Regions from separate parts of the Homo sapiens genome. Here region 1 is linked to region 2. The links are chromatin loops, found by intact Hi-C in ENCODE. Cell type or tissue: HCT116. All regions are shown on one strand. Links, peaks and the distances in the headings refer to the core of each region. The heading gives the core; the rest is flanking DNA. Region 1 has its middle 80 kb from the start of LHX8-AS1. Region 2 overlaps SLC44A5 (solute carrier family 44 member 5).

The links. A loop is a pair of places that touch in the nucleus more often than their neighbours do. Peaks named below come from ENCODE experiments on the same cell type or tissue, not always from the same donor. Only the 100,000 strongest peaks of a DNase experiment are listed, where the experiment ranks them.
Region 1: it touches region 2 in a loop (14-fold over the local background); 8 of 110 quality-filtered maps call a loop at or near these places.

The regions. Positions count from the first base shown.
Region 1 is chr1:75,048,278-75,056,673 of GRCh38, forward strand. No RefSeq gene overlaps it. Among named protein-coding and RNA genes, the nearest start is that of LHX8-AS1, 80 kb to the right of the region's middle. In HCT116, for the core only: a CTCF peak has its summit at 5,113 (motif pointing right); a DNase peak (open chromatin) is centred at 5,135; H3K27me3 peaks cover 488 bases.
Region 2 is chr1:75,200,728-75,209,123 of GRCh38, forward strand. It overlaps SLC44A5 (solute carrier family 44 member 5), which reads right to left. Exons shown (of 24, transcript NM_001130058.2): 24 at 1,402-3,106. The coding sequence ends at 3,000. Among named protein-coding and RNA genes, the nearest start is that of LHX8, 71 kb to the left of the region's middle. In HCT116, for the core only: a CTCF peak has its summit at 3,154 (motif pointing left); a DNase peak (open chromatin) is centred at 3,134.

The DNA of each region.
Region 1 (8,396 bases), core at 3,692-6,191, 150 kb before region 2:
AGAAATTGGATATCCATATGCAGAAGAATGAAACAAGACCCCTATCTATCACCATATACAAAAATCAAATCAAAATGGATTGAAGACTCAAATCTAAGTCCTCAAACCATGAAACTACTGCAAGAAAACATTGGAGAAACTCTGCAGGACATTGGTGTGGGCAAAAATTTATTGAGTAATACCCCACAAACAGAGGCAACCACAGTAAAAGTTGAAAAATTGGATCACATCAAGTTAAAAAGCCTCTGCAAAGCAAAAGATACATCAACAAAGTGAAGATAAAGCCCACAGAATGGGAGAAAATATTTGTTAACTACCCATCTGACAAGGGATTAATAACCAGAATATACAACGAGCTCAAACAACTCTATAGGAAACAAATCTAATAATCCAATCAAAAGATGGACAAAATATTTGAATAGATTTTTCTAAAAAAAAAAAAACAGAAAATGGCAAACAGGTATATTAAAAAGTACCCAAAATCATCGATTATCAGAGAAATGCAAATCAAAATTACAATGAGATATCATTTGACCCCAGTTAAAATGGCTTACATCCAGAAGACAGGCAATAACAAATGCAGGCAAGGATGTGTAGAAAAAGGGAACCCTTGTACACTGTTGGTGGGAATGTAAATTAGCACAACCGCTATGGAGGACAGTTTGGACTTTCCTCAAAAAACAAAATATTGAGCTAGTATGTGATTCCACAATCCCACTGCTGTATATATAAATAAAAGAAAGAAAATCAGTATATTAAGGAGATATCTACACTCCTGTTTGTTGCAGCACTGTTTACAATAGCTAAGATTTGGAAGCAACCTAACTATCCATCAATAGATGAATGGATGAAAAAAGAAAGGTATTACATATACACAATGGTGTGCTAGTCAGCCATAAAAAAGAATGAAATCCAGTGATTTACAACAACATGGATGGAACTGGAGATCATTATGTAAGTGAAACAAGCCAGGCTCAGAAAGACACACATAGCATGTTCTCACTTATTTGTGGGATTTAAAAATCAAAACGATGGAACTCATGGACTTAGACAGTAGAAGGATATTACTAGAGCCCAGGAAGGGTAGTGGGGAGCTATGGGGGTAGGTATTGATGGCTAATGGATACCGAAAAAATAGAAAGAATGAATAAGACCTACTATTTGATAGCACAACAGGGTGACTATAGTCAATAATAACTTTACATTTTTAAATAACTGAAAGAGTAATTGGATTGTTTGCAAATCAATGGATAAATGCTTGAAAAGATGGGTACCCCATTCTTCATGATGTGCTTATTTCACATTGCATGCCTACATGAGAAAATCTCATGTACCTCATAAATATATACACCTACCATGTACCCATAACAATCTTAAATTAAAAAATAAAATAATAAAAAAGCAGAAGATAAGTGTTAGCCAAGATGTGGAGAAAAGAGAACCCTTATATACTATTGGTGGGCATATAAATTAGTACGGCCATTATCGAAAACAGCATGGATGTTCCTAAACAAATTAAAAATAGAACTACTATATGGTCCACTAATCCTACTTCTGGATATATATCCAAATGAAATAAAATTAATATCTCTAAGAGATATGTGCCCTCTCATGTTCATTGCAGCATTATTCACAATAGCCAAGATACAGAATCAACCTAAGTGTCCAACAGATGAATGGATTAAAAAAATGCAGTGTATATATACAATGGTATATTATTCTGCCTTAAAAAAGAAGAAAATCCTGTCATCTGTAACAACATAGATGAATCTAGAGAATAATATGCTAAGGGATGTAGGCCAGGCACAGAAAGACAAATACTGCATTATCTCACTTTTATGTGTAATCTAAAAAAGTCAAATTCATAGATACAGAGAATAGAATGGTACTTGCCAGAGGCTGGGAGATGAAAGGGCTGGGGAGATGCTGAAATGGCACAACGTTTCAGTTAATCAAGATAAATAAGTTCTGGAGATCTAATGTACAGTATGGTGACTCTAGTTAATAATACTGTTTTGTATACTTGAAATTTGCTAAGAGAGTGTATCTTAAATGTTTTCACCACATACAAAAGGCAAGAACTATGTGAAGGGGTGAATATGTTAATCAGCTTCATTATGATAATCAATTCACAATAGCTACATATATCAAAACATGTTGCATACTATGAATATATACAATTTTTATTTGTCAATCATGCCTCAATAAAGCTGGGTGGGGAAAGGTAAAAGGTGGATAGGGTGTGGTTTGCCTCTAACAGTTTGAAGAAATGCCACCTTTTGTTTCCATTCTTGGCCCGCTTTAACAAACACTCATATCTATGTAAGCTGGGGTCTGACTTGTCACAAGCAGGCAGAGGAAAGGGAACAGAGGGTTTCACTTGAGTTAACTGTCAAAGCACTTTCAGCCAAAATCTCAATCATTGGGTGCACTTGACAGATTCAGAAAACAATTTCTGGATCCATCCAAAAACCTGGAACTGTTGTAAGAACAATTCATCCCCTTTATTTGTCCTAAGATAAGTTCTGAACACAAGTAAAGAAAACCAGATTGCTCTATATCAGAATAAGTAAGTAAGACTGCACTAAAAAGCAAGATTGAAGGTAGCTTAAAAATACATCCAAGTTGTCCTGAAAGCTTTCAGTGCTTCTGACAATACAACAATCACATTAGCATCTATTTTCCAGTTTATACCTATTGGAATCTCTTCTTTCAACTCTGTTGAATTTTCAACCTTTTTCTACTAGTGAGAGGCAGAAAACCTGATGGGTTTAAAACCTGGATCTACCACATAGAGGAAATCATTCCTCTACCACTAGATGAAATCTTTCAACCTCTCTGGACCTTAATTTCTTCATTCCTAAAATAAGAATTAATAAGGTCTGGTCTGTCTACCAAATGCGGTGGCATGCAAATCAATAGACGTATGTAAAATTACTCTAAATTGTAAAATTCTACATAAAACACTTAGCATAATTAATATGAGCAGTACAATTAGTTCATAGCTAAGGTGGCTTGAAAATCCCTGCGCTTGATAAACACAAGGAAGAAGAATAAGGAATTTTTGCTAATCTTGGAAGAAACAGTAGTGGAAGGGAGAGAAAAAAGCAAAGATAACCTCCTTTGGAGCTCTTTTTTACAACTGGGCCCTGGTGTGAAAATTTTCCCCACATTCAAAAATCATGTTCTTCAATTCCAAGAGTCAGAATGTTCAATTGTACATCTCTGAACTCCTTTTCAGCATCAGGCAGAACTAAATCCAAATTATTAATATAGTACTTGTTTTATTTAGAATTTCTAAATGGATGTTTTCATTTACTTGTCCAGCTAAAGTAGACTATAGGCAGTCTTAAATATATCAGTCATGCATCTTTGATTGTCTTATGTCTCACTTCACAGTAAGACATTCTGTGAAGCAGAAAATACTATGGTTGAAGGAGCATTGCATAAGCTATCTAAAAGGAGACCTGGAGCTCTAATCATAACTTGCTGTCTTGACCTTGAGCAAATCACAACCTCCTTTTGTTTGAGCTTCATTATCTATAGAACAGTGGTAATTATATCTGTCTTATATCCCTCATAGAGTAAGGGTGAAAGTCATGTGAGATTATCTGTGAAAGCAAGATATTTAAAAGATAAAAACTGTTAGGTAAATGCAAAAGAACTAGTAATGTAGGGTTTTAAATATATACATATATATACACACACACATATATAGATATATAAAATATCATTCTATATGAATTCTACCAATGCATTTTATTTCTCCTTCCAGAGCAATACAAAATAAGACATCTTCCACACGCCAGCCTTTCATTTATTTACCATTCAGACATTTATTAAACATTATATACAAGACAGATTCCTTTGTAGAAAATTGAAAAAATAAGTTCTGTATGAAGGTATCTGGATTGAAAGTGCAAATGTGCCACTACGTGACTTTGAGCAAATTGTGGACTCTCACCGTCAGTTACTTTAATAGCAAAATGGAAGTGATACTAGCCATTTTGCAAAGTTGTTGTGGCATTTCAAAGGAGATATTATATATAAAATTACCTAGCAGAGCACTAGCATATAGAACTGCTCAATAAATGAAGCTCCTGTTATTATTATTTCAGGTATATTTTCTCATGTCATTCAACCCAAGAACTCCTAATCTAGATTCCATAACCCCGTTGCAACTGCATGCAAAATTTACGTATGTATGCACAAGTGCATCTTTCTGGGAGAAGGTACATAACTTTCATCAAATTCTAAAAACAGTAAAAACAGTCACTTCAACATAATCCATAAAGGTGATATCCAGCATAGAACACAATATTCCAGGAGTTGACTTAAACAGTGGGTAAGGTTGAAGCCATTAGCCCCCGTAAAGCAGCTCCCTTCCACACTCATAGGAGACATCACAAATCAATCACTAAATTATGTTCCACTGAGACCTGAAGCAAACTAATAATGCCCCTCAAAAGATAGTTCTAGATAGACACTACCATTTTGCTAGAGGAACTTCTGAAGGTTAAACTCACTTGACCTCTTGACCTAGAACCAGCTTTTTTTCCCTTTCACTTAGCTGATTTTAAGCTGATAGTCACCTGAAACTGTTCTGTCTTTTCAAAGAATTGATATGCCATATAAACTTCCTACATCCCTCCCTCCATCTTATTACTTATTCAAATGTCAAAAGTTGGCCTCAGTCTTTTAAGATCATGTTAAATAATAATATAGTTATCCATTCACTTAATCATTTATCTAAAAAATGTTTATTGTAATGTCCTCTGTGTGCTTATCATCCACTGTGGGACTGTTAGCCAGCTCTCCAAGCTTTCAGTCATACATAAATTTGATTGATATGTTTCTGGGTCATTAATAAAAATCATATTAAAATGGTATTTATTGCAATTAATATGTAGATGTAAAACAAGATACCCACAAAATTTCTAACTTAGGCTACTTCCTGAATACAGAATTAGTAGAAATAAATATGTAATGGTTGATACTCCAATTATTAATTTATTGCCTCTAAGCTCCAAATCCATTCTTCATTACCTGCTCTGCAATAATGAAGCAGAAACCTGTAAATATTTCTTTTGCCAGCTAGCACAGTGCTAAACTTTGTCAGCAGAGGTCACTGGAGGGATACTGAAGAAGGAAAGAGTTTATGAATCTAGTTCCGGTATACTCCTCTTAGAAGGCTTCTGCACTATGAGCAACTTCTGTAGCATCCAAAGGCCAGTAGCATACATCACATCGTTGTGAATGGCTTCCCTCATTGCCCTCTAAGGTAACTTCTTCAGTGCCCAGCTCCTTAAGCAATTGAGGGTCAGCAGTGCCTGGTGGCCAGCAATGTTTGGCTTTGCAATGAAGTATGGCACCTCCCGTTGGAAGCCTTCCTATAGCATCCTTTGGGAAGCTTTGCAGCAGGTTCTGAGTCACACCACCGCTCCACGGACAGCTTTCTCAAGCACCCAGAAACTATATTATCAGCAAGTCCTGCCAGCACAACACCTCAGCAAATTCCTCCACCATTCGGTAAACTGCACCCTGTCCAACAAGATCTGGATCTCAGCCCAGAGGCATAGAGGGGCTTTTCCTTGGATGCTCTTTCTCAGCCACAGGGGTAGTGGCTGCTCTCTATGCCTGCTATTCCAGTACTGTTTAGAGATCTCTTTGTCCCATTCTAGCCAATTCCTCATTACTCCAATCCCCAGTTATAGCTAATAACTCTTTATATTAAAATTGTCCTGTTCAAATTATCATGTGATTTCAGTCTCCTGATTGGACTTTGCCTGATATAAAATTAAAATCACAACTGATCCAGGAGATAAACTGACAAAGTTGGGATTTTAGAATTGGTTTGGTCATGCACTTGGGCTTCAGCATAGTGCTGAGCTCCTTGCCAAAAGGAAATAGGATGCTATTAATTCTGACATGCAGTGGCATCAAAATTAATCAAGCTATCACTTGTCGCTTATTGTAATGAAAAACCAACTGAAGCAAATGCTTTGAAATCCAAGTGGCTCCTGCACTTGAACATTATAGCAATAATGATAATATTAAGGACTGTGACGTGGGATAGAAGCTTTTAAGTGTGACTTGAATGCCTATTTTTTAATACCGGCAAGCTCAAATCCTTTAACTCTCAGTTCAAGTCACGGCCTAAGAGCCATAAAGCTTTCATGATAGCCCTAAAAGAATCTCTAATTTCTGTAGCCATGTGGCGGATATTGTTGAAAATAAAACACAAAATATAATTGTGTGAGTTTCTGAGTTATAATAGTTGAACTGACAGTCTTGCCAAGTTTCTTACATGACAGTACTGATTAAGAAAGAATGGAATTCAGAAACTTGGGATAAGATACCCAGTTGGACCCAGATGAAACTGACAGTCTTGAAAACTCCACTATTAATACACACAACTCTGGTCCTCCCTTACCAGTGGAAGTAGCTTGCCCTCTAGTATCTAAAAATATAGCCTTCCTTTGCTTCAAAATCCTGTGATAATGTCACCTGGTGAACATATCTTGAAAGAGAACGTTTATTTTCCTTAAGACCCACCACAACCAGTTTCCATTGCCACTATATCCATAAACAGAGTTAAATGTCAGTATGCCCCAGGGATCAAGAACATACCAGGACCTAGGAAGAAATTATTAACATACACAAAACCTGCAACATTTTGCTAAAATATATGCAGAAACCATGGGAACATTTGTGGGTCTCGACATGTAGGCACCTGGGAGAAGCAAGTACTAAACCAATCTGGAGGCACACCCAAAACAAAAACATTATGGGATACCCTAAAAAAAAATTTTAAAGCCACTAAAGACTAGCTCATGATTAAATAAATATAAAATCACAAGGAAACAGTCCATAATAGGCAAGAATCAAGAGATACCAAAAAGGTATAATTAAAACCATAAGAATAGAACAAGATTCTGAAACAGATGACAAAACAAACATCTTTAAGTAACATGAAAGAAAGGATGAAAATCCTAAAACTAAAAAACTATGAAAATAGATGTTAGAAAAAGAGGCAAACAGAACTTTAAGACATGAAAAATGTCAATTAAATTTTTCAAACTTAATTAGCTATAGCTAAAGAGAGAATTCATGAAATTGAAGATAGGTCTGAGAAAATTATCCATAATGCATCAGAGATTTTTAAAAATTGAAAAACATCAAAGAGCATTTAAGAGATATGAAGGATGGAGTGAGAAGGTTCAAAGTAATCCTAATCAAAATTCCAGAAGAGGAAAATAGTAGCGAGAAGGTAACATTAAAAGATATGATAGTGGAGAATTTTCTGGTATTAATGAAATACATATATCCTCAGACTCATGAAATTCAAGATGTCTTGAGTATGATATAAATAAATAAAAAAGACACACATACTGTAATAAATCAAAAAAATCAAATAGAAACATAATATCTTAAAAAGTAGAAAAACATTATATACAGGGGAAATATTTACTGTTGATAGCCCTCTCAACAGCAGCAATATGTCAGGAGACAATGAAATAGTAACAACAAAGTGCAGAATAAAGATAACTTTCAATCTAGAATTCATCACCTAGATTTTTTTAAATCACTTTAGTAGAATAAAATAAAGATATTTTAGAAAAAAATATTAAGAGATTTAACAGAGCCTCACTGAAAGAATCACTCAAGGATGTATGTTAGGGGAAAGACTATAAGCTTAGAGGGACTGAATTAACAAAAACCATAATGTTAAAGTACTAGTAAACATGTGGGCAAATCTAAAGAAGCTTTAACCATATAAAAACAAAGACTATAACCAAAAAAGAAAAAAAAAAAGGAACATTCATTTTGGAGGTCAAAATTAAGATGGAACTCAACTATTAGGCAACAACATGTAAGGAAAGTAGGAGGGATGCATGTTAAAAATAGCTAAGAAGAGGATAAAAATATTATCTTAAGACTTTTTAAGCAAGGATGTTAAAAACATTTAAGTAATCGCTGCAAGAATAGATATAAATGTATAATTTTCAAATTAACAGAAAAAATAAGGGGAAGAAGGAAAATGGAAAAATAAAACAAGCAAGGAAAAATTATGGTGAAGTGACAATTACAAAATAAGATAGCAGAAATTAAATGAAATGTATCAATAATCACAGTAAGTATAAACATATTCAACTTGTTAGTTGAATAAATGAAACCTTTTTAAGGTTCTGTATGACATGTAGAAAATGCTGTGTTGGCGATTAGAAATCCAAATCAAGTCTCTGCAATAAATATTTGTGGCCATTTACCCAATTCCAAGACACCAGTTCACAGACCTGGAATCCCTATTTTATGGGGTAGGACATTGAGAAAGAACCCTGCAACATGGCCATAGGTATTTACTATAAATCTCTTATGAGACTTCCCCAGAGAGA
Region 2 (8,396 bases), core at 2,149-4,648:
ATAATAAGGGAGATAATTACTATGCCTGGTTATAGTTTAAGAACAATTTCCTGAGGCACCACTTGTAAAAGTGAAAGAACATACATTGGAATGAGTGCTAGTCAGCTGTATACTAAAAGAAAAGTGAGAAATTGTTACACAGAGCCTGTTTTCCAATAGCAGTTTAAATAAGAACTACATTGTCCCTGACAATCCCATAGAACCTTTCATAGTGTGATTTTACTATACAGACACACTAACTCTTTTTAAGCTCTTTAGGGACATAGAAAAAACAAATTAATCATTGCACAATGGTATATCATTTATTTACCAACATAAGTGCTTCATCATTGAAAAGTAGGAGTTATTAAGACGTAAAGCAGAATTTGACTTTCTTGTGGAAACTACATTATATTTTATTTCAAATAAAAAAGAATCATTAGCTATATTAATACCATGTCTTATTGTTTTATTATCTTATTGTGTTCTTATTTTAAAAGAACACTGAAAACTGCAAGATCATTGTTTAATGTTTTCATTGAAAGAAACCCATTAAATTCTAGGGCTGGGCGCAGTGGCTCACGCCTGTAATCCCAGCACTTTGGGAGGCCAAGTCGGGCGGATCACCTGAGGTCAGGAGTTCAAGACCAGCCTTGCTAATATGGTAAAACCTCATCTCTACTAAATACAAAAATTAGCTCAGCATGGTGGTGGGTGCCTGTAGTCCCAGATACATGAGAGGCTGAGGCAGGAGAATTGCTTGAACCCGGGAGGCGGAGGTTGCAGTGAGAGGAGATGGTGCCACTGCAATCCAGTCTGGGAGACAGAGCAAGACTCTATCTCAAAAAAGAAAAAAAAAAGAAAGAAAGAAAATAAACCCATTAAATTTTAAAGAATAATTAATTTTGAAGATTTAATATATAATTCAACCTAAGAAAAGACATCAATATATTTGTTTTAAAATTTAGCTTAAGATAAATCAGTGATAGGTATGTTTAATCTTGCTTTAGGAAACTGTTAATTGGTGTTCATATTCTTTAGGGCCTCTAAATTTACACCCGCCTTGAAAATAATAACGTTTTTCTCCTATAAATTTTGACAAAATGAAATGAAGGACTGAGCAAACCTTTGGCAAATAAAAACAAAGAAAAACTGACTAATTTAGGCTGTTTGATTTTTTTTTTAAAGTATCTCATCCATTTAGCTTTGACTTATTTCCTTTGTATAAATTATCGGTTTCACTTATTTGATTTGTCAATGCACAGCTGGAGAAAAGTGGAAAATTTTAAAAATATAAATCTAGTTTAAAATAAAAAACCCACCTAGATATTTGGTATAGAGAAGATACTGTCATAGTATAGTGGGTTTTGAAAACAAAAGCTTTTCTCTTTTTCTAGATTAAAGAAACCAAAAGACAGGCAGTTATTTCTTATTTAAATCTTTATTAAAAGAAAAAAGATTTAAAACAAGTAACAACAAATTTCATTAAATATTAAACATTTTAATTATCAAAGATATTTAGACAATACGTTTCTAACATTTCTGCACAGCAGAAGCACACTGATTATAGAGCTCAGACTGTCATGTGCTCATGTGAGTTTATTTTTGGCATAAAAGTATCTAAAGTCACATTTAAACAAATGTGATAATATTTTATAAACTGATAGTAACTTACTGATGATTGATTCTCAAAGCTTTCACAAATTATCATTATATGATTGACATTCTCTTAGGGTGAATACTTTTCTGGACTCTTTCTGTAACAAACACTGAGTAACCAACTGAATTAATTTCCTTAAAAGTTAGTAGTACTGGTAAAATTATTTAAAACTGAATTGGAAATTATGTTCCTGTTTATAGTAGTACAATACAATTAACATACTGTAAGTAAACTGATTTTTTCATACCAAAAGTTAGAAAATGAAGTGGCATATATAGAACAGGCTTTGATGAAAATAAATGATCATTTAAAAGGGAGCTATTCAGTACATGACATCTGTGAGCACCCTTTCGAGGAGTAAAGTTTCCCTTTGCAATTCCTAGAAGTTTCTCTTTCTGATCTTTGTAAAACACTGAGAAATGCAGTATTATACCTATTGTATTTTCAAAGATCTACTATAGAAAACATTTCATTTTAAAACTTCTCTTTTAGTAAAAAAAAAAACAAAGAAATCCAACAAGTGTTCTTTCGGGGTTTGTTTCTTCTTGCGTGTAGTACACATTCATGAATGTCCACTAGGCGCAAGGGAAATTGTTTAGCTGCACAATGTATTCCATAATAGTGAGGATATCAAACAGAGCAAAATGACAAATGTTTTCCAATCAGTGAGCTAAGAGTGAAACAAATGCAATAAGACTTGTTTTAATCACGAAACATTGCAGGTTTTAATTTTTTAAAAAACAATGTTTGTAAACTTGCCCATAAAAGCTGGGTAATATTAAATAGCCAGTAAGGCACTTTGTCAGAGGGCTAAGTAGTAAAGGCTGGATGATTGGCAATTTGTTTAAGAGGAAACATTCTATACTTAAAGAGAGCAAACTCTCAACTGGGGCAGTCCTTTCACTGATTTACTGTCCAACGAGAGTGGGAAAAACTTTAAAATTTTTAATTTCACTTTGCTGACCAATTTTCCCTGCAGAAGAAGTCTTCTTTTAGTTGTAATTTTAAAAATATATTAGGAGCTATCAATTTAAGTAATGTATCATTTTTCAATCTAAGATTTAAAAGAATATTAACATATTCAGTAGTATTTTCAAAACATCCAAGCCACTCTTTAAAAACGAATTACAAAACAAATGATCTTAGTATAAAAATGTTTTATGTTATTAACAATTCCCTTGCGACTTCTGATGGCTTCACATAGTACAGTATAAGCTTTGGTATAAAACATGCAAATGCAAGCCAACAAGGTCGTGAATACAGTGTTGCTAAACACAAAGCACTTATGAAACAAATGTTGCACAGACACAGCAGATGGAGAAAAGGTAACACACAGCTGTAGGACGACCAGTTTGCTCTTCTACTGCTTCCTAGTTTGTGGATTTTCCTCCTGGAAAATCTTCAGCAAAGGTTGACTCACATAATAAGGTCTTGCAGTAGAACCATCATTTCTTTCTAAATCTTCCACTAGGAGGAAGAATGGTACAGAGTAAATATCAAAGCAGAACTGTAAGAGAAGTAACACCGCCATCTGCTGTATACTCGCTTTACAGCAGTTCAAAATCCTTTTGTTGTTTTTTTTTTGTTGTTGTTTTTTAAACAGCATAGTTTGGCATCAACATTATTGTAAACATAGTTATGCGAAAACAATAAGCCCTTGTGATTATGTCAGCAAGATATTATTTCATTCTGTGTAACAGGTCAGATTCTGCCAATATTGCGTGTCTCTCAGTTGCATGATTGAGAAAATAACTTTCACCTTCTTTTTTTCAATTTACTTTCTAAATTACTATATTTGCTTAAAATTGATTCTGTTTTGCCATCAATAATTTAAATAGTATAGCCTTGAAAAATAAAAATTGTGAAATTTCAGATTTCAAACACATCAACTGCAAATTTTGAGGAACATTGCCCTGGTTTTTCACAGTTTTTAGTTTAATTGCTTTGTAAGAAAATGGCTTCTAAATATCTTCTCAAAAACAATGCTCATTTTTATTCTACATATTTCAATTACACAAATAAGTAGTAAATGGAGAATATTTTTCTGACTAGATGTTAGCTCATAATATAAATTGGCAACTTGTTTATGTGTTGATTTTTATTTTATTCAAGTGATTTTTTCAACTTTTTTTTTTTAAACAGGGTTTTGCTCTGTCACCCAGGCTGGAGTGCAGTGGTGTGATCATGGCTCACTGCAGCCTCGATCTCTTGGGCTCAAGTGACCCTCACATTTCAGCCTCCCAAGTAGCTGAGACTACAGGTGTGCACCACCACACTTGGCTAACTTTTATATTTTTTATAAAGATAGATGGGGTTTCACCATGTTGCCTAGACTGGTCTGGAACTCCTAGGCTCCAGTGATCTGTCCATCTTGGACTCCCAAAGTGCTGGGATTACAGGCGTGAGACACCACACATGGCCAATTTTTCAACTTTTATGTGTATCAGAATCAACTAGAGAACTTTATAATAATTCACATCGTGGCTCACATCAAATCACAGTATATCAGAATCTCTTGGGCAGAGCACAAACATCTATAGTTATAACAAATTCTCAGGTAGAGGTCACTATTCTACTAGTCCTTTGTTGTGGCCTTTGTCTTGTTGAATAATAAAAGACTAATCTAGAAAGATAAGTTGTCATTATCTGCATTATGCTTCAAGGAGAATAAGAATGCAGAAGGCTCTTTGCCAAAATGTGAAGCCAACTGACACTTTTGAATACAATAATCTCAAGAATGTAAGCCAAGAACAAGCTGGTAGTCATTATATATTAAAAATCTTCCCTATTCATTGGCTTATTGCTATTAATTAATCTGCCACAGAGTCAGTTTAAATCTAGGTGTCTACACTTGAAGATAATTAATACGTATTTAGATCAATCTATAACACAACAATACATTTCTGACTCTTTTCTTGGATATATGAGTGATATTCAGATCAACATGTTCCTTTCTGTCAATATATAAATAATCCTTATATACAAGTTTAAGGTAAAAGCCAAGAAAATACAAATTGATTCAATGCTCCTTTTGGGGTGCATTTTTACATGGTTAACCACATCATACACATTTGCACACAGGGGATGGCTAGGCAAGATGTGTGTCTGATTCATGCTTTGTTCTGCCATTCAAAACTTACACATGACTATCAGAAACCTCAGGCGGCCAGCGGTGGCAGGTGGCAACAACTTTCCTCCTAAGCCCTGCAGAGAGAGAGTTCCTAACCCACAGTATGCCCCTCATAAAGGTATTAGATGATGGAGCGCCAACAGTATATTTCCTTAGGGTAAAATCTGAAGTGTCTTTCTTTTCTCTTTCCTCACTGAAAGGTGAGACAAAATCAAACCTTCTGTAGAACAAAGCCACACAATCTCTTTAATCTAGAAATACAGGTATACTCATGAAAAGATATAATCACTCTTCTGAAACAAATTCATATTGATTTTCTATATAGTGGGAATAAGAAATTTGGGTTAAAGACAAAAGGCATGAGTTATGTAACAATTTCAGTTTTGTTCAGAATATTTTCACCATGGACAGAGGTTCATGTTGTTGGAAATGACACTCCAGAACTCAGATTCGACTTCAATATAAACATGATTTCACTAAAACAGAATGGGCTCTGAAGGTTCCATAGTATTTTTTACCCAGTAATGCTCTCCGTAGAACCTATATAACATTAACATCTATGTTTGTTATGGACATGACTCACTGAAATATACTTCCTAGGGAACCATTAATACAAGTTTAATCACAGTTTAGAGAGTTGTCCACCAGCTTGAACAGTATAAATATAACCATAGCACCATATTTACAAATTTAGTACCATATGCTGGTTAACTATAAATCAATATTTTATGGCTAATTAATTACACATTTATAGTGTTTTCAAAAATTGCCTGAATATCCTTTACAAATATACACTTATAAAAAGAAAGGCTATTAAAGTGCTGCAATGGAAACAGCACGCTGAGTTATAAAAGTTATTAAAACACTCTCGGCTACAGATTTTAAAAAACGTTTGACATTAACATTTTGATCTTTAGCTGGGACCACTGTCTATAAAGTAGACAGCAGCTAATGTCATCAAATACCTGACACCTCAGGTAGTACCAGGTGCTGACTTCTTAGAATTAAGCACAGAAATTTCACATTACTCAAAAGCAACATTTCCAAATTACAATCAACCTAATTTACACAACTTCTACTTAAAAATGAGTGACACTGTTTGGAGCTTTTCTACTCTTTCTGCTTCTGGGGAACTAGTTGCTTCTTGATCAGAATTCCATGCAGGTTAGGGGTTACGAAGTAGGGTTTTTCTGTAGATCCATCATTTCTTTCCAGATCTTCACCTGTATATGCAGCAGCCAAAGCAGGCAAAAGCAGAAGCAGCAGAACAATTATACACATTTTTATAAATTGGAGGGTCGAACAGGGAAAAATCAGAAAAATCAGTGTTAGAAAGTCAAATATAAGACAAATTAGTGCAGTTTACTTGCTGATTCTGGGCAAGGTAAGAAACCTCAACCTCTGCCAGGAAACACTGAAACTTCCTAAATCCCTCCCACTCCCAGAGAGATGTATTTTGATACTTTAAAGGCTAAGAAGATATTCTATGTCCCTTCAAAAAAGTGTCATATTTAAATTCTGTAACTGTTCATTTCAGAAAGATATAAATTGCCAAATCCTCCGGGATGGAGCTGAATAGGAAGTATATTAATTCTGTGATAAATGTAGAATAATAATGGAATTTCAGACTTTCAAGTCACTTCTAATGGTAGTCCATACTCCGATGTTACAGACGAACACCCTGAGGCCCAGGGATATAAAACAACTCGCTGAAGTCAAAAGCTCTGAGGTAAATAGGATGAGATAGGGACCCAGCTTCTTGACACCTAGTTTTGCTCTTGTTCTACTTAACTATAAGGCACCCTGTCCTAAATTCTTGCGGTCTTCCTCAGATTGTATTTGAAAGCTAATGTCAATGTATTCTGACTCTCATAATACATTAATTTACCTTTCAGCTTTGCTTAGGCTAATATTAAATTGATGGCATGTTCACTGACCACCCACCTGCTGGCTAGTTGGGAGGAAGCACCAGAATTATGCTGACAAACAAGGATACATTTGCATGAAATTAAGCCTCCCGCAGATATATACAATTCACAGCAGATAGTAGCTATAGTCTTGGGAATGGTTGGGTCATTGGTTTAGTAGATTTCTACTAGCGCTCACAGTGACCTTCCTCACATACAAAATGAAAAGCAAAAGAGGGAACATGATAGACGCTGAACATTTTGCTTTTTTTTGTCCTTAATCCTATTTCTATACAATAGTCCCCTCTTACCCAGTTTTGCTTTCTACAATTTCACTTTCTGTGGTTTTAGTTACCCAAGGTCCAGAAATATGAAATGCAAAATTCCAGAAATAAACAACTCATTAATTTTAAATTGTGTACTATTATGAGTAGCATAATGAGACCTCAAACCGTCAAGCTCTATCCCACCCTGGCAGGGAATCCTCCCTTTATCCAGCATCACCTTGCTGTCTAGGATGCTCTTCCCTTAGTCACTTAGTAGCTTTCTCAGTTATCTGTTGCAAGATCACAGTGCTTGTGTTCAGGTAACCCTTATTTTAGTTAATAATGGCCCCAAATTGCAAGATTAGTGTTGCTGGCAATTTGGATAAGCTGTAAAATGCTTCCTTTAAGTGAAAAGGTGAAAGTTCTCGAGTTAATAAGAAATAAACTTATACTGAGGTTGCTAAGATCTACATAAGAACAAATCTTCGGTTTTTTGTTTGTTTGTTTGAGGCAAAGTCTCACTCTGTCACCTAGCCTGGAGTGCAGTGGCGTGATCTCAGCTCACTGCAGCCTCTGCCTCTCAGTTTCAAGTAGTTCTGCTGTCTCAGCCTCCAGAGTAGCTGGGATTATAGGTACCTGCCACCATGCCTGGCTAATTTTTGTATTATTTGTAGAGACAGGGTTTTGCTATGTTGGTCAGGCTGGTCTCGAACTCCTGATCTCAAGTGATCTGCCGGCCTCGGCCTCCCAAAGTGTTGGGATTACAGGCGTGAGCCACCATGCCCGGCAAAACAAATTTTTTATACGTGAAATTGTGAAGAAGAAAAAAGAATTTTAAGCTAGTTTTGTTGTATCTCAAACTGCAAAAGTTATGGCCACAGTGTATGATAAGTGCTTAGTTAGGATGGAAAAGGCATTACATTTGTGGATGGAAGACATAAACGGAAACATGTTCCAATTGACAGCAATTGGGTTTGGTACTATTAGAGAATTCTGGCATGTCCAGGGGTCTTGGAATGTAACCCCCATGGATAAGGAGAGATTACTGCTGTATATAACATATCTATCTTGTTATTACTCTTAAGGTACTGGTAAGAAGTCTGGCCTGGATCACATTAATAAGCATCTACAACTATTATTTTTTTCCCACTCTGAGATGATGAATCTCAGTACCTTGTAATAATAAAAAGATTCCATGTTTCTAAAAATGAAGTGTTTACAAATGGTTTGCATTGTAAAAATCACCAGTTTTCTGGCAGCCAAGACAATAGGAATAAATAAATAAATAAATCTACACATTCAGAATTTGGCTCAGGGCATCATTTAAGAAGAATATTTTACAAAGTGTGATGTTGCCCATAGTAACAGCTAGGGGAGGAAGAGAAACACAATTTAAGTTTCCTTGTTCTTTGTTATCACAGACAAGTGTCTCTGAAAGGAAATGATTCATGTCA